Linked DNA regions of Homo sapiens: region 2 is linked to region 1. Evidence: read pairs that join two places in POLR2A ChIA-PET (ENCODE). Cell type or tissue: CD4-positive, alpha-beta T cell. All regions are shown on one strand. Each heading gives the region's core, and the rest is flanking DNA. Links, peaks and the distances in the headings are about the cores only.

Region 1 (8,845 bases), core at 4,636-7,135:
CTTGTGTGCAAAAGCTTCAGCTAATATGGAGTCATGAAGAAAACCAACAGGACAAAGGTTCTCAGTGATACAGCAACTGTTCAACTGGTGGAGGAAGTCAACGCTGAGGAAAGCCTACGGGCTGGCTGGAAGATGGCCCAAGGCTATGAGCCATCCTAGGGGCCCAGAGGAGAAGGAATGGGAGTGCTACTGGCTCAAGACTTGAGTTCCTCTAGAGTGAGGGCTCTCGGTCGTAACTCAACTGTGTGTTCAGGTTTCCTGCACCTCTCTTAACCTTGTTCTCTTGCTCCCTCACCTGGGAAGGACCTGCTGACATCCCCCTCATCTCCAGGATAAGATACGAATGTTGCTCTTCCAACCCATTCCATACAGAACCAGAGGCAACTCATTTTCATAACATGTACCTTGAATAAGCATTTGTTAAGTACACAAAACAAATTGCTGGCAAAAAGTTTTTAAGGAATTTTTTAGGCCGGGCACAGTAGCTCATGCCTGCAATTTCAGCACTTTGGGAGGCTGAGGCGGATGGGTTGCTTGCACTCAGGAATTTGAGACCAGCTTGGGCAACATGGTGAAACCTTGTCACTACTAAAATGTAAAATAAAAATTAGCCAGGTATGGTGGCAAACATCTGTAGTCTCAGCTCCTTGGCGGGGCAGGAAGATCGCTTGAGCCCGAGAAGTTGAGGTTGCACTGAGCCCCGATTGTGCCACTACACTCCAGCCTGGGTGACTGAGCAAGACCCTGTCTCAAAAAAAGAAAAAGAAAAAGAAAAAGAATTTGTTAAAATTATGTTTACAGTGTTACAGTGCACTTTGCGGAAATTATCTTGGAATATGTTATTGATGCTTCCATGAATGAATATTTTATTTTTGGAAGGCATTGTTGATTTCTTATGCTGTCTCTCTCTTCCCAGACAGATGCTTCCCTTATGTAGATGCCGACTTGAACAAGTCTATTGAATGGAGGCTTCAGAATTCCAGAAGATTCTTTTCTGTAAAGAGACACCTTAGTTTTTACTACAGTTCATTTCTGAAGCAATATGGCATTTTCAATTGCCTCTGAGACACTAATATTAGTACATTTGGTCATGTACTGAAGACAGCTCTCTTTCCCTGCTCTCCTTTATCCTGTCTTAAGCCTTGTGAATTTAATCCTATACCAATGTACAGTTTCAGATAGGAAGCAAAACCAAGGCAATGAGCAAATATTTACTAAGGGTCTGTAGTAGAGGTATGTAGACTGGACATATTGTTGCAGCTCAGTAATTTTTTTTTTGAGGTGGAGTCTCTCTCTGTCACCCAGGTTGGAGTAAAAGGGCACAATCTTAGCTCACTGCAACCTCTGCCTCTTGGGTTCAAGTGATTCTCCTGCCTAAGCCTCCTGAGCAGCTGGGATTACAGGCACCTGCCATCATGCCCAGCTAATTTTTATATTTTTGTAGAGACAGGGTTTCACCATGTTGGCCAGGTTGGTCTTGAACTCCTGACCTCAGGTGATTCACCTGCCTCGGCCTCCCAAACTGCTGGGATTACAGGTGTAAGCCACCATGCCTGGCCCATCAATAAGTATTTTTTTTGATGATCACAAGATCCATTTTTTTTTCACTCAGGTGAAAATATTACACAGCAACTCCCTAGTTGGTGTCAGTGACATCAGACTTCCTCTGCTCAATTTGTCCTTTTTTCAGACTCATCTTGAAATATTTTTGTTATAATGTTGCTTCTCTCTTCGGAAATTTTCAGTGCTTTCTTCTTACCCAAGCCTGAGGTGCGAACCCTCCTGCACAGCTTCCATGGCATGACACATTTCCCATGATGCCTCTGTTCACACCGTCCATCTTGGCCAGCCTATCCTGCCCAGGTGCCAGGAACACTGAGTGTGTACCACCCTCTTTGTGACCTTGCAGGTGTGCTCCTTCTCTTATCATGTGTATTTCCTTTTTCTCTGCACAGGTCCAAATCCGACATCTGTTCTTCAAGGTTCAGATCAAGTCTGTTCTCTCCCACAAAGTCCTCCTCCATTCTGTCAATGAACAGGTGCCTGGGACATATTGATGACTAAGACAGTCTCTGCCCTCAAGAGCTGGGTGAATGAGGCAAATACATTAGCAGATGATAGTGGTGCTGCCAAGCCTTTTTCACTTAATAAAACACAGAGAAAATGAAAATATTTATCATGGCACCTTGGGCTGCTTGTAGCTGGCTCCAGGTCCCACCCAGCACCCAGACACTCCAAAGGCTGAGAAACTCTCAGGCTTGCCTTCCTCTAACCTACGTGTGGCAAACCAGCTTGGAAACTCAGAGTGAGGCTACATGCTCTGATAGGAGTAGGGACAGATTGCAGCCGGTGTCTTTCCCAGGCATGTGGGTAAGGGGAGGCTTCCTAGGCAGGTGGCTTCCAGCTGAGTCTTGAAGGATGCTAGTTAGCCAAGGAGGCAGTGGGATGGACATGGGAGTGAGTCTGCCAGAGGCAGCTGTGTGTGTCACAGCATAGAAGGGGGAATGGCTCAGCTTGAGGGCCAGAGGTTAGAGGCGAGCAGGCATGAGAAGAGGCGGGTCTTGGGTTTTCCTCCAACCAGACTGTAAACTCCTTGAAGGCCAAGACCACATTTTACACTTCTGTCTTTCAGACAGCTGATCACGTGATGAGAGCTCAACACAGAGGCACTGATAGAGTAGTCTCTCTTTACCAGTGATACTGTCCTGATGGCTGCCATGAGACACGTGAATGGTCTCTTTTAAGAACAATGTAAATAAGAGAGGTGTTTTCTAGAATCCGTATAAATCCCACTTGACCTGAAAGATCTGAGAGGCTTATAGTTCTCCATTCCCTCATGTTTCCAGGACCAGCTTCTGGTTTGGCTTGAAATGATGCCTAATATGCTTTTTGTTTTTTTGAGATGGAGTTTCGCTCTTGTTGCCAGGCTGGGGTGCAATGGTGCAATCTTGGCTCACTGCAACCTCCGCCTCCTGGGTTCAAACGATTCTCTTGACTCAGCCTCCTGAGTAGCTGGGATTACACGCGCGTGCCACCATGCCCAGTTAATTATGTACTTTTAGTAGAGGTGGGGTTTCACCATGTTGGCCAGGCTGTTCTTGAACTCCTGACCTCAACTGACCTGCCTGCCTTGGTCTCCCAAAGTGCTGGGATTACACGCATGGGCCACCATGCCTGGCCCCCTCCACCTTTTTTTCTTGACTGGACTCTGGCTTTCACAAACACCTACTTGTAGGGATATGGTCAGTTGCCCTAAAAGAGGATAAAGAAACATCCGAGGCCATGACAAGGTAGCATAGACTCTGTTTTCCAGATACCCATAACTCCAACAATTGGCAGTCAGGGTACTGGATGTTTGATGTGAACAAAGATTTTTATTCTCTTTGAAAGGTACTGATAGAGTAGCACAGTTGAATTGCTTGAATTGGTTTTATGCATGGGCAGATTTCAGATACAGGGCTGTTCATCCAGTAACTTTTACAAGTACCAAATTTATAAAAGAAGAAAAAGAAAAGAAAAAAATCTCCAAAGCTCTGTAATTGTCTGGCACACAATTCTCTTCCACTGTGTCTTCTGAGTATACATTGAATATAATGAAAATAAGTGAGTCAGCTTGAACGATGCGGCTACATCCCTTACAAGGGAGGGGTGATCCCTTCAAGCTTTCTAAACCATCTTGACAGAGACTTTTGCTGCCACTCAGCATTGTTGTTTGTTCTAACAATGCATGCAGGGTAGCCTGTCCCCCACTAAGACAGGTTGGATTCTCTAGAGTTTTCTGTAAAAATTTTAGGAATGCCTTGTGTACATTATGTAAATACCAACAGCCACAACACTTAAGCATGGTAAACACTTACAATTTCATAATTGTGTAGCCACACAACCTGACATTTGTATGAGTCACTTGATAGATAACATCTTCCCCAGTGGTATGAAAGTGAAATAGAAAAGGCATCTTTCAAGGGTTCTCTCTTTGGGCAAAGGTGTGGGGGGAAGAATAAAAATTTAAAAATAAGAATAATTTTGCTGGGCACAGTGGCTCACACCTGTAATCTCAGCACTTTGGGAGGCCAAGGTGGGCATATCACCTGAACTCAGGAGTTCAAGACCAGCCTGGGCAACATGACAAAACCCTGTCTTTACAAAAAATACAAAAGTTAGCCAAGCATGGTGGTGTGTGCCTGTAGTCCCAGCTACTTGGGAGGCTGAGGCAAGAGAATCACTGAGCCTGGGACATGGAGCTTGCAGTGAGCTGAAATCACACCACTGCACTCCAGCCTGGGTGATGGGTGTGAAACCCTGTCTCAAAAAATAAAAATAAAAAAATAATAATTCAGTTCTGTTAGAAATCTAAGGTCTTTCATCTGGATGAAACTTAACATCCACCTAGAGTTGAATATACACAGTGGTTGGTTCTGTTTGAATTTTCTCTCCTTAATTTCTTGGGCCTCCCGTGCCCTGTCTGATTATACAACAGAAATAGTTTGTATGCTGTGTCTGAAACACTCTGCATCTAACAAAGAGTTAATAGACTCTACACTGTTCACCTTGGTCCCAGTTTATCTAGTTTCTGGATGAAAGTGATTGAGTGCACTGTTGATCAATTACAATGGAGAGGTCTCCTACCGTTTGTGCATATACATTTAAAAAAGCCAGGGAGGTCCGAGCGCGGTGGCTCACACCCATAATCCCAGCACTTTGGGAGGCCGAGGTGGGCAGATCACCTGAGGTCGGGAGTTTGAAACCAGCCTGACCAACATGGAGAAACCCCATCTCTACTAAAAATACAAAATTAGCTGGACATGGTGGCACATGCCTGCAATCCCAACTATTTGGGAGGCTGAGGCAGGAGAATCACTTGAACCCGGGAGGCAGAGGTTGCGGTGAGCCAAGACTGCGCCATTGCACTCCAGCCTGGGCAACAGGAGCAAAACTCCATCTCAAAATAAAATAAAATAAGATAAAATAAAATAAAATAAAATAAAATAAAATAAAATAAAATAAAAATAAAATAAAAAGCCAGGGAGAACCTCCTGATGTGATTCCTCTAGCAGGCTTTACACTGGGTCGGGGAAAGAATCTCACTAGAGCTAGTAGCCAAGAAGCCAGAAAACACAATCTTTATAAATATTCATAAATAATGCAAGCTTGATTGTTAATGCATGGAGGGGGCTGGGGTAGAAAAGAAAACTAGAGATTATGTGCTTGAATTCTTAGAAGCTGACTGCTATAGGCATGGCCCCACCAACAGCCATTTACCATCAAAGAGATAAAAGGAAAAGATTCACTCCCTGTGTGTACTCTGCTTTTAGCTCAGATATCACTTCCAGGAAGGCTTCCTTGCCCCCAGATGGCTTAATCCTATCGGCTGTCCCAGAACTGTGCGTTTGTAGCATTGTACTATGGTTTAATTACTTACCCATTTCTTCTACTGTGAGCACTTTGTGGTTAGATAACAGCTGCCTCTGTAATCATAGGCACTCAGAAAAAGTTTGTGGAACAGCAAAAATGTGTGTGGAAAGGAAAACAGCCTCAACATAGAAGCTTTGTTGGGGACAGACTACAAAATAAATGGTAAAGTTCTGGCAGAACCTCTTGGGTACAATTCCACTGAGAAATAAAGGCAGAAACAGAAACTGTAGAAGTAGAGAATAAATAAAAAGGAAGTGATAGAGGAGGAGAATCATCATCAACAATATTAAAAAGAGAAAAAGATATGGAATGGGATTCAGTGGGGTTTGGATGGATTGTCTTTGATTATTAACAGATACTATGGACTTAGTTGGAAAATCCAGGATCATAAACTCTGCTAAGTTAACATGAATCATCAACCAATTATACCCTATACCTTGGAATAATATATTCTATGGCATTCCAGTTTCTTGGGACAACTCACTGAAATCCAGACTTTCCTGAGCTACAATGTATATGGTTTGAGATAAGTGTAACCCTATTTTCCAAAACCTGCCCTTCTGCTGCCAGTTGAAGCAGCAACGAAGTATCAAAAAAGCCTCCAAGTGAAAGCAGTTGTGTTTTTCCTGTACACTTTTTGTCTTCTGCTGTGCTTCCTCCACTACCCAGAGTGCAGGGGAAATTCCGCTTTTTATCTGAATAAGCCGGTGGAGTCTATAACTGAAGTTTGTCCTTCCCCCTATTCCTTTCTCCTCTGACATATGCCTCTGCTTATAGAATGTCTGTAAATGCTTTCATTTCCTTCCTTCACTAAGAGAAAAAACTGGAGAAGGTGAAGAGAAACATCTTTTTTTTTTTTTTGATGGAGTTTCACTCTTGTTGCCCAGGCTGGAGTGCAATGGCGCGATCTTGGCTCACTGTGACCTCTGCCTCCTGAGTTCAAGCGATTCTCCTGCCTCAGCCTCCCAAGTAGCTGGGATTATAGGCACGCACAACCATGCCCAGCTAATTTTTGTATTTTTAATAGAGACAGGGTTTCACACTGTTGGTCAGACTGGTCTTGAACTCCTGAACCTCAGGTGATCTGCCCGCCTCAGCCTCCCAAAGTGCTGGGATTACAGGAGTGAGCCACCACACCTGGCTTTTTTTTTTCTTTCTTTTGAGAGAGAGAGAGAGAGAGAGAGAGAGAGAGAGAGAGAGAGAGAGACAGGGTCTCACTCTGTCACCCAGGCTGTAGTGCAGTGGCATGATCATATTTCATTGCAGCCTGGAACTCCTGGGCTCAAATGATCCTCATGCCTCAGCCTTCCCAGTAGCTGGGACTACTGATGCATGCACACCAGGCTAATTTTTAATTTTTATTTTTTTAAAGACATGGGTCTCTCTCTGTTTCCCCGGCCGGTCTCGAACTCCTGGGCTCAAGCAATCCTCCTACCTCTGCCTCCCAAAGTGCTGGGATTATGGGCATGAGCCACTGTGCCCAGCTGGGAAATATATGTAAAAATATTCATCCACTCAACAAAATTTTGTAACTTGCTGAAGATGTGAGCAGAGAGATAGTCTGGAGGGGTGATGTAGGGGCTCTGGAATCAAACAGACCTGGATTTGAACTCTGATTCAAACATTTACTAATTGCCTAAATTACTGTTTGTATCTGTCAAATGTCTTAATTTCTCAGGGCCTCAGTTTCTTCGTGAATAAAATAGGGATAATAGCTCCTGTTCCATTTGGTCTTTTGGGTAATTCATGAAAATGGCTTGGGGGCATTCTCCATGATGTTATCAAATGGCAGGACTTTCTTCCTCTGCAAGAAGTAGTTTGCTTGTCTGTCATTAAGAGCACTGTAATAGCAAAGCCTAGAATCATCTATTCCTAGGAGATATTTTAGGCAGGATATATCCAACAATGTATTAAAAGCTTTACCTTGGAATGGTCTCAGTCTTTACCTCTGTTTACATCTGGTCATGAATCAAATTGCCAGCTTGCTACTTGGCAATGGCTTTGTCATAGAATACAGGAAACCTGGCTTTCAGGTCCCCAATGTATTCGTCCGTTTTCATGCTGCTGATAAAGACATACCCAAGACTGGGCAACGGACAAAAGAGGTTCAATGGAGTTACAGTTCCACATGGCAGGGGAGGCCTCACAATCATGGTGGAAGGCAAGGAGGAGCAAGTCACTTCTTACATGGATGGTGGCAGGCAAAGAGAGTTTGTGCAGCAAAACTCCCTTTTTTAAAACCATCAGATTTCGTGAGACTTATTCACTATCACGAGAACAGCATGGGAAAGACCCTCCCCCATGATTCAATTACCTCCCACCAGGTTCCTCCCACCACACAGGAATTGTGGGATTTACAATTCAAGATGATATTTGGGTGGGGACACAGCCAAACCGGAAGTAGAGAGAAAACACACTCAAAGTAGAGGGAAGAGCTGTCATTGGATATCATGGCTGTGATCCCCCAAGTTGTGTCCACAGTGCTGGGCAGTGGACAGATCTTTTGGTATGGTTCCCCTAAACTAGTAAGAGACTATGGGAGCAGGGATGTTACGTGTCTCTTCCTGAAGTTTTAAATTAGCCGTCATGGAGAAACCTCAACATGGGAAGGCTGATAACTCCATGCATGTTCTAGCTGATTATTAATTATTCTTATCTTGAGATAAAAATAATGGAATTTATCGGAGGTGGGGAGGGGACCCTGTTCTGATTGATGCCTCTTAAGAGTTTTCGATTATTGAAATTACTGTTTTCTGAAAAGAATCTACTTATTACTTTGGGAGTTTGGCAGGAACAAGGCTGCCTCCTTGATCTTTGGCCCCTCAATTCCCTTACAGGTTACTCGGTAGGATTGCTGTAAGGATTATTGCGGCAATAAAGTTAACACATCCCTTGTTTTTGAACCATTACCAGCTGTGTGACCTTGGGCAAGCCCTTTCACCTCTCAGCTAGTTTCCTCTTATGAAAAATGGGGAATAAATTTAAAACATGAGATATGCAATAAACGATCTAACACCCATGCCTGCTATACGGTTGCCTGCTATACAGTTAAGTATTCAAAAGAGGACGTACCCAGGGGTAGTTACTGTTAGCACAAGTCCTATGGATACTATGAAAAACAGGGACAGACCACCCAGGCTTTCTACAAACGAGTCAGTTTTTTGCCTTTGAAGTTAACCTCTAACCTTGTGAAACGGCGACAGATAAGGACATGGGGTTCAAGAAAACGGGGCATAGTGGAAAATCAGGGGCATTAGCACCCAACGATGTGCGTTGAAACCCTAGTTGTTTTTCTCCTTCCCAGTTGCTGAAATCAGCCCTTCTGGCCGATTCGCGGGGTTCTCACCGGGAAGTTGGGGCTGTCGCGACCGTCCGCGGGGCCTCGGGAGCTCCTGTGGGGCTGGGCCCGGGACCTGTCCCCGGGGAGGCCGCC
Region 2 (8,845 bases), core at 2,291-4,790, 60 kb after region 1:
AACACAGAATCTCACAGCGCTCTTCTGAATTAAATACGATTGTGCAACAGTTCAAGCGTGTAGGAGCAGAAACAAATGGAAGTAAGGATGCGTTGAATAAGTTTTCAGGTACAAACAGTATTTTTTATATTATAAAAAGATTTTATATATATATATATATATTTTTTTTTTTTTTTTTCTTTGAGACAGAGTCTCACTCTGTAGCCCAGGCTGGAATGCAGTGGCGCAATCTTGGCTCACTGCCAGCTCCACCTCCAGGGTTCACACCATTCTTCTGCCTCAGCCTCCTGAATAGCTGGGACTACAGGCGCCCGCCACCACACCTGGCTAATTTTTTTGTATTATTAGTAGAGACGGGGTTTCACGATGTTAGCCAGGATGGTCTTGATCTCCTGACCTCGTGATCCACCCCCTCAGCCTCCCAAAGTGCTGAGATTACAGGCGTGAGCCACTGCACCCGGCTGAAAAAGATTAGATTTGCAAAGGGGCATGTGGAATTTTTTTTTGAAAGTCATGTAGAATAGTTTATAAGCCAGCCCTTTCAGAGAGAAAAACCACCACACAAAACTTTCTTTTCTAGTAAATTACAAAAAAAAAAAAAAAAAAAAAATTTATTACCTGCTAAATCTGATTTTAAGAGAGTCATATTAAGTTAAATTGGCTGGGTGTGTTGGCTCACACCTATAATCCCAGCACTTTGGGAGGCCGAGACGGGCAGATCATTTGTGGTCAGGAGTTCAAGACCAGGCTGGCCAACATGGTGAAACCTCATCCCTACTAAAAATACAAAAATTAGCCGGGCATGTTGGTGTGCGCCTGTAGTGCCAGCTACTTAGGAGGCTGAAGCAGGAGAATCGCTTGAACTCTTGAGGCGGAGGTTGTAGTGAGCTGTGATCCTGCCACTGCATTCCAGTTCTGCACTCCAGAGAGAGACTCCATCTCAAAAACAAAAAAAGTTAAATTGCAGTGGAATAAATTTCATTGGCACTGGTGAAGAATGTGCATCTTTTGAAAATGAGATTAAATTATTCAAAATGAGATTAAAATTTAATTTTTCGTGTATATGTGTTTCTGTGATGACTTATGTGTGGACTTCAGATGGACTCTGGAGAAATCTTTGAGCTATTTGAAGCAATTCGTGCTCTTAAACCTTATTTATAATACAGAACATACATAGTTTCCTAGTGGATACTTTAGGAGTATCTGGCCTGTTTCTTCTCTGAGAAATCCTGGTCAGAGTAAGATGAGGGCAAGTGATCTCTCTTTCTGTGCTCTTCTTTATCTGATAATTAAATTGACATATGTATCTAATTGATTGCCTCTAAATTTGCATAATTTTTCTAGATTAGCATACTTTTTCATTTAGCTTCACCTGTTTTAAAAACACATGAATTCCTCTCATCTCCAGATCCACTGCCTCACCTTATTTATAAAGTTGCGTGCTCCTTCTCCTCCTGCTGATAAACTTTGCATTATGTCACCCTGATGTTGAAACTCATGGACTAGTGTAGATAAAAAATAAATCACCGATAAACCTGATGCCAAGTGATTTCTACTAACATTTTTTGTTTCCTTCTAGTATTTTTTCCGTGAATGTTTTTCTTCAAAATTGTTATTGTGTATGATGGCCTGATTTTCACTCTTGAAATTATACTATGAGCATTTTAAAACTTTGTCATTAATCTTCAAAATATTATTTTTAGTGGCTGTGAATGTGCCAGCTATATATACCACAATATATTAAACATTTTTTTCTACAGTTATTCAAATGGGTTTTTCTGGGTTGTTTTTCCCCCCTAGTTTATAACTCTGATGAACATATTTGTATATAAAGCAATCATATTTCTGGTAACCTTTAAGTTATTTTCATTAGATTATGATCTTCTTAGAAATAGGATCTGTGTTTTGATGACTTCATTTTTGAACAAATGATACATTTGCTGGAATAAAATAGATAATCACTAAATATTTGTTGAATGCATAGAAGCTAAATTCTTAAAAGGGAAATTACTGAGTAATAGGACAGAAATGTTTTAAGGTTTTTGCTGCTGTTTTGAATAGTTGGAACATTTATCTTGTTATCACCAATATTTAATATATTTAATCTGCTAATTTCATAGGTAGAAATTGATATAATTTGTAATTGTTTCTTTACGCATGAGATTAAACTTTAATTTTACATATGACAGTCATTTGCATTTCTTTCGTGAATTTTTGGTTCTTCTCATATTTTTAATGAAGTTGAGGTAACAAATTCCTACTGCTAGCTTGCTTTTTTCTAAGGTTAAATTCAAATTTAATGAAATTTTAAAACAATATTATTTCTACTACCAAGTTTTTATTTCATATCATTAAATGATTCATTGGTTCCTCTAATAAAAACAGAAACATCCTATGTATAAAATGGAGTGAGAAAAAAAATGAAACTATTTGAAAGTTGTGATCTGTACTGGATATTCTCAACTTGTGCTGTTTATATTATTTTACTTGAAGTTTTCAGAAAAAAAATTCCTTCCATGTGAAATTTTGATAACATGTAATGCATAAAGAAAGTGAATGGTTGAGCATGATAGCTCATGCCTGTAATCCCAGCACTTTGGAAGGCCAAGACAGGAGGATTGCTTGAGCCAGGAGTTTGAGACCAGCCTGGGCAACATAGTGAGACTCCCGTCTGTACAAAAAAAATTTTTTTTTTAAATTAGCTGATGTGGTAGCATGTGCCTGCAGTCCCAGGTACTCAGGAGGCTGAGGTGGGGAGGATCTCTTGAGCCTGGGAGGTCAAGGCGACAGTGAACCGTGATTGTGCCAGTGGACACCAGCCTGGGCTACAGAGCAAGACCCTGTCACAAAAAAAAAAAAAGAAAATGGAAGTGATTGATGGTTAATGTACTTATTATTTATTACATTTTCATAAGCCAACAGTATATTTAGAGTCTGTTTGGCAAACTTGAGTTCTAATACATTATAGAGGTGAGCCCTTAGCATCCCACCTTCTTACGGTCCTCTAGCTGGCCATTTTGGTTTCCTTCAGCCAGTTTTATCAACATCATGACCTGTGAGACTTTGGCTTTGAAAGTGTCCTTTTCATCTTAAATGGAGATCTCATTCACCAGAGTGTGAAACTAGGAAAGAAAATTCTTTAGTTCTAGTTCTTATTAATTTTTACTGCTGGTTTTATAAAATCAGCAACTTCTGTAAGGTAATTCTTGTATATTAATTATACTTCTGTGTTTCAGATAATACCCTAAAGCTGTTAAAGGAGTTAACAAGCAAAAAATCTCTTCAAGTGCCAAGTATTTATTATCATTTGCCTCATTTATTGAAAAATGAAGGAAGTCTTCAACCTGCTGTACAGATTGGCAACGGAAGAACAGGAGGTATGTTTATTTTGTTTCTTACTGCAGTTGTACTACTGCTGTTAAATGTGTTTTGGACTATTATGTTGACCATCAGAAGTCTGGGAGGTCAAAAAATGAAAGTTCTTTCTTTATCTGTGCACATCAGATCATTCTAAACTCCATGTTGAAAGGAATTGGACATTTTCCTTCATAGACCAAAGTAATACAGCTGAAAGGGATCATGTGAAATCTAGTTCAGGCCCCATCCCAGGCAGACAAATGTTGACACCTTTGTCATTTTTCTGTTTAAGAAACTTGGGAAGTACAGAGATGACTTGCCTTGTATCTTATTTCAAAATTAACAGCTCTTTTGGTCATGTCATAAAGGTTTTTCTTATGTCTGCCCCACTTTTCCTACAGAGGTGTAAGTAGATAGTAACTTTTATGTAACTTTTTATGGAGTAGTAGAAATACTTTGATTTGCTTCTTTTTTCCTAATTTATTCAAAAGATAATATATAGCTTATTTTTCTCTTCTTGTCAGAGGCAACAGAACTTCTTCAGTTTTCCTTATAGAAACTATTTACCACTCTTTTTGTTTGTTTGTTTGAAGCAACGTAAGGACAGATTTATTGAAACCAAAGTACACTCCACAGAGTGGAAGTGGGCTTGAGCAAGCAGCCCAAGAGCCGTTTACCACTCATACATTTGATTCCGCTGTTTTGACTTTGTTAATCTTTTCTTTGTAGATTTTAAAATGCAGAGGGCAGAATATTATTTTGTTCTTCTGTAAGTTTTTAACAAGTGATGAAATGATAACTTCATAGATATCAAGATTCATTTTTGGGTTAGTGTTTTTGAAAAGCTGGGTCTACTTTTGATTCAATGGGATTCTTAAGTATTTTGCTGTCTTATTTGGGGGATCACATCTTCTCATTGATCTATAAATGTAAGCTTTTACATTCATCTTGTCTTAGTTCTGCTGTCTTTCTATTTCATTAATCAGTTGAAATAATATACTACCTTCCTTCTTAAGGAGGTGGAAACTCTTAAAATAGCATGTTGAGACAAACTCCATCTTTCCTTTCTCTAATGATTCAAAAAATATTTATTGAAGCCAGGCATTCTGCAGGTGCCAGGTATACAGAGACTAACAAGGTGTGTGTGGTACTTTGTTTTTTGTTTTTTTTAGAATGTTGATTGTTAATTATTTTTGAAGCTGATATCATCTCTCCCTTTAATAGTCACTTTTTGGGTAAGATGTCTTAAGTAGTTGTGGGTTTGTTTGTTTACACTATTTCTTCATTCATAAGAGTATCAAATGAAAAGAAATTAGAAGTGTTTTTAAAGTCATTTAAAATGTCCAAGGTCTCTAATAGGTTTTTATTTTGTAAATGTGACATTCTCTTTCTTTTGAAGCTATGTATTCCATCCCATTTGTTTACATGACTTTATCCATTATAAATATAATAAAATCTTGGTCAACCAGCTTTCCAATAGTTAACATTCTTATAAAGCTGCTACTATTTTTGAAAGGTAGAAAAAACAGCTTGGTAGAAAAAATAACCCATATTTACGTTAAACATTTTCCTCCCTAAATCATTAGGAAAAGCTCTTAATATTTTTAGTTACAGGACCTTTTGGATATTCTAGGAAAGCTGTCAATCTCTACTTTGGAAAATGCCCATAGAAAATATAATTTTATTTGTAATTTCTGGGGTTTTATGGAACCCCAGAACTTATCTAGGGCTTCATATTCAGAACTTCTGTTTCTTAGATAAAGAAAAACAGCTTCTTGCTAAAAATTCTGTTTTCCAGTGGTCAGGCTGATTAATTAGGGAACAGCACTTAGAATAGCTAAGCCATTGTAAGGCTGAAGAGGAAGGACAGTGCTGCCGGTGGCTGCTGACCCCAGGGGAGCGGCTGGGATTCTCAATGCCCAGAACAGAAAACTGTCGGCGCACCACCCAGCACCACATCTGTATCCTTCCACCACATTCTCCAAGGCAGGCTGCGGCAAACAAACCCAGCGACTACAAGCAGGTGCAAGGGCGACTTCAGCAACAAGGGGTTGCTGAATAATTTAGGAAAATTAGTACCACGAATGACTTAATACTAAAGAAAATTGAGTTTGCAGAACAAACTGAATATGATTTAAAAATAAAGCATCAACATATTTTTAGAAATGAGGGAGGAGAACTTGCCCATAACACAATAACTGACCATTATCAAAGGATCCGTTAGAAATTTTTGTGCTTATGATTTCAATGATTATATTTAAAAATCCTACATCGAGGGACTGATATGGAATTTTAGCTAGACATAGCTAAAGATCAAATTAGTGATCAGAAAGACCGAGCTGTGTATTTCTTCCAGAATGCAGCATAAACGCATAAAGAATGGAAGTAGACAAAAGTTTTAATGTTCATCTGGTAGTCATTTCAGAAGGAGTGAACAAAGAGAGTGAAAAGAGGGAATTACCAGCTTATAGAAGTAAATTTCTTTGAGTTGAAGAAACCTTCAGGTTTTCAGGTTAAAGGGCCCATTCAGGGTAGAGCAAGAGGGCTGAGCAAAGACTCTCATTGGGTTATCTACCAAAACGGCACAACTGCTTCGTAGAGGATAACAGATAATTCTTGAAGTATTTGCTGCAATGAAAGTCCATGAGCAATTGCTATGGGCCAGGCACCTTGCCAGATACTTTGGTACACAAAATTAGATGTGGTTCCGAGTCTTGTGGAGCTTCAGCCCAGTAAAGAAAACACGTATTAGTCACATAGTCAATTATACAAACAACTGTATAATTATAACTTTAATTACCGATGTAAAGGATGCTTTGAGAATGTGTAAGAGGGACTTTTGGCCTAATTAGGGAGTTTAAGGAACTCTGAGAAATTACGTTTGGCCTGAGGCTGGTAGAATCTATCATTTACTGGTGAAGATGGGTGTGTTGGTGTTCTATTGCTGTTGTAACAAATTGCCACAAACTCACTGTGTTTAAACCACAACACAGATTTCTCATCTTACAGTTTGGGAAGGCAGAAGTCCTAACACCAGGTTGTCAAGAGGGGTGTGTTCCTTCTGGAATCTCTAGGGGAGGATCCTTTTTTTTTTTTTTTTTTTTTTTTTTTGCCTTTTCCACATTACTTTGTGGCCTCTTCCTTCATCGTCAAAGTACAGTATCTTCAAATCTCTCTGACCATGACCCTCTTGATTCTGTTGTTCCATCTCTTTCTTTCACTCTGACCCTCCCTCCTTCCTTTCATAAAGACGCTTGTGATTATATTGGGCCCACTAGCTAATCCAGAATAATCACCCCATCTCAAGAACTTTAATCACATCTGCAAAGTCCCTTTTGCCATGTAAGGTAACATATTCAGAGGCTCCAGGAATTACGGCATGGACATCTTTGGGCGACTATTATTCTCTCCATCACAATGGGGAAAAAAAGAATATTCCAGAAGACGGAAAGAGCACCACAAAAGTCCTGTGGTGGAAGGGAGTGTGGAATGTTCTAGAAAATGAAAGAAGGTCACTGTAGTTTACGTGTAGAGTGAGGAAGTGTGTGGAACAAGATGAGGCTAGAGATGTAAGTTGAGGCCAGACCATGTAGGGCCTCCTAGACCATTTATGGGATTTTGGTTTCTATCCTAAGAGCGGTAGGAAGCCATTGAAGGGTTTTCAACAGGACTTATTAAGAATGACTTGATAAGATTTAAATTTTACAGAGATCACATTTGCTGCAATGGGAAGAATGGTTGAGGATGTGGGAAGAGGAATAGATAATGAAAAACCAGATAGGCCGTTTCAGTGATCCACTGGAGAGAGGGTCAACTTGGAACTTGGACGAGGTAGCAGTGGTAGTTGTAGAGATGGGAAGAAGAAGATGGACCTAGAGTTGTTTGGAACATATGAGAATGTATCAGGGAGGACATAGTCATGTTCTGGATTTGTGGACTGAGGTAGAGGAGTGGTCAGGAATGAACCCAGGGTTTCTGGATTGAGTGACTGGATGCATGGTGGGCCATTCAGTGAGATAGGGGACAATAGACACTGTTTTGCATCATTGGTTTGCAAGAGAGGTTTATAGATTAAATTTGAATATGATAATTTGGAGGTGATTTTGAGATATCACAGTGGAGATGTTGGAGTAGGCAGTTGGATATTTAGATCTGGGACTCAAAGGAGAGATCTGAGTTAGATTTAATTTTATGAGTCATTGTTTGAGAATAAGTGGTTGAAGACGCAGAAATGGATGAGATCTCCTAGGGCCTAGGACTGAGACTTGAAGGTTTTCCAGCAGTTAATTTCCAGGGAAAGAGGAAGATGAACACAAGGAAGACAGAGACAGAGAAAGGGCAACTAGGCAGTGGAAGAAAAAAAACTGTCATGAGATATAAGGAAAGCAATGAGGAATAAATGACTAAAGTGAAACCATAAGGAAACATGATAGGCTAAAAATATTTGGCTAGCAATGAACATTTTTAAAGGGACATAATTTAGTTATAACTAAAGGTAGATTGAGTTACTGAAGATTGAGAATGCCAAGATTTTTCCTAATTCTTTTTTTACTTTAAAGGAAATACGAACTAGAATTTGAAAACTTCCCGGGAAAGTGGAAGAAAATGAAATAATCACAATTGATAGCTCTGTCAAATTATAAATACCATGAGGTAGGGGCCTTACCTATCTCATGACTGTATTTCAGACTGTCTAGTACATAATAGAGGTACTACATATGCACAATTACTGCTTGAATTGGAAATACAAGGTGGCTAATCAGTGGAACTCTTGCACTCAGAATTAAAACAAAATTAGTGATCCCAGTACCTAGCCCAACCCGTTGGCTCTGTTTCTGTTTGGTTTCCTTGGTCCATCTTACTCCTGCCTAAAAGGATGATATGACCATATTCTTCACTTTGCTGACATATTTCTTCTTAACTCTAACTCAGTAGAATACTTACATTTTCTGGATTGTAAATGGTAGAAGAACATTGTATCAGATAGGACAGGCTGGGTTATGTTGTGGTAACTAACAACTCCAGAGTCTCAGTGATTGAGATAACAAATGTTTATTTATTTTTTTGCTCATAGTACGTGTCCACCAAGGTTGACCAGTCATGCAGGGATCCAGGCTGACAGAGCAGTTGCCATCTTGAATGTTTCTGGCTGCTCTGCCAAAGAGAACAATCTCAAGGATTTCACACTGTAGTTATCAGTGCTCAGCCCACAGATTACACATGCTGATGACTCATGGGCTATTAATAATTATATCCCCTTTGCCCCACAGTCCCCAACCATAAGGGGACTAAGAAGGGCAGCCCCCACCATGGGCTCAGAAGGCCAAGGAAACTACCCTTTTTTGGTGGTAATTTTGCAAATTACCATAAGCATGGTCACTCTTAATTTTGTAGGTTTGGCTGAAATTACAAGTTTCATGTTTAGTGCTTTTGAAGTCTTTGAATACCCTGGTTTAAGCTAAATAATTTAAATTTTAACTCTAAAATA

The links. Peaks named below come from ENCODE experiments on the same cell type or tissue, not always from the same donor. Only the 100,000 strongest peaks of a DNase experiment are listed, where the experiment ranks them.
Region 2: POLR2A ChIA-PET joins it to region 1 with 5 read pairs; 12 of 35 experiments call an interaction of 5 or more read pairs at or near these places.

The regions. Positions count from the first base shown.
Region 1 is chr2:98,731,609-98,740,453 of GRCh38, reverse strand. LOC107985922 (a long non-coding RNA gene) reads right to left here. Exons shown (of 2, transcript XR_007087150.1): 1 at 8,759-8,845. Among named protein-coding and RNA genes, the nearest start is that of MGAT4A, 4.9 kb to the right of the region's middle. RefSeq lists silencers at 8,374-8,668, 8,775-8,845. In CD4-positive, alpha-beta T cell, for the core only: no CTCF peak of the experiment used is centred there; a DNase peak (open chromatin) is centred at 6,083; H3K4me3 peaks cover 711 bases; H3K27ac peaks cover 1,737 bases.
Region 2 is chr2:98,669,567-98,678,411 of GRCh38, reverse strand. MGAT4A (alpha-1,3-mannosyl-glycoprotein 4-beta-N-acetylglucosaminyltransferase A) reads left to right here. Exons shown (of 16, transcript NM_012214.3): 3 at 1-108; 4 at 3,237-3,377. Among named protein-coding and RNA genes, the nearest start is that of MGAT4A, 57 kb to the left of the region's middle. In CD4-positive, alpha-beta T cell, for the core only: no CTCF peak of the experiment used is centred there; no DNase peak of the experiment used is centred there.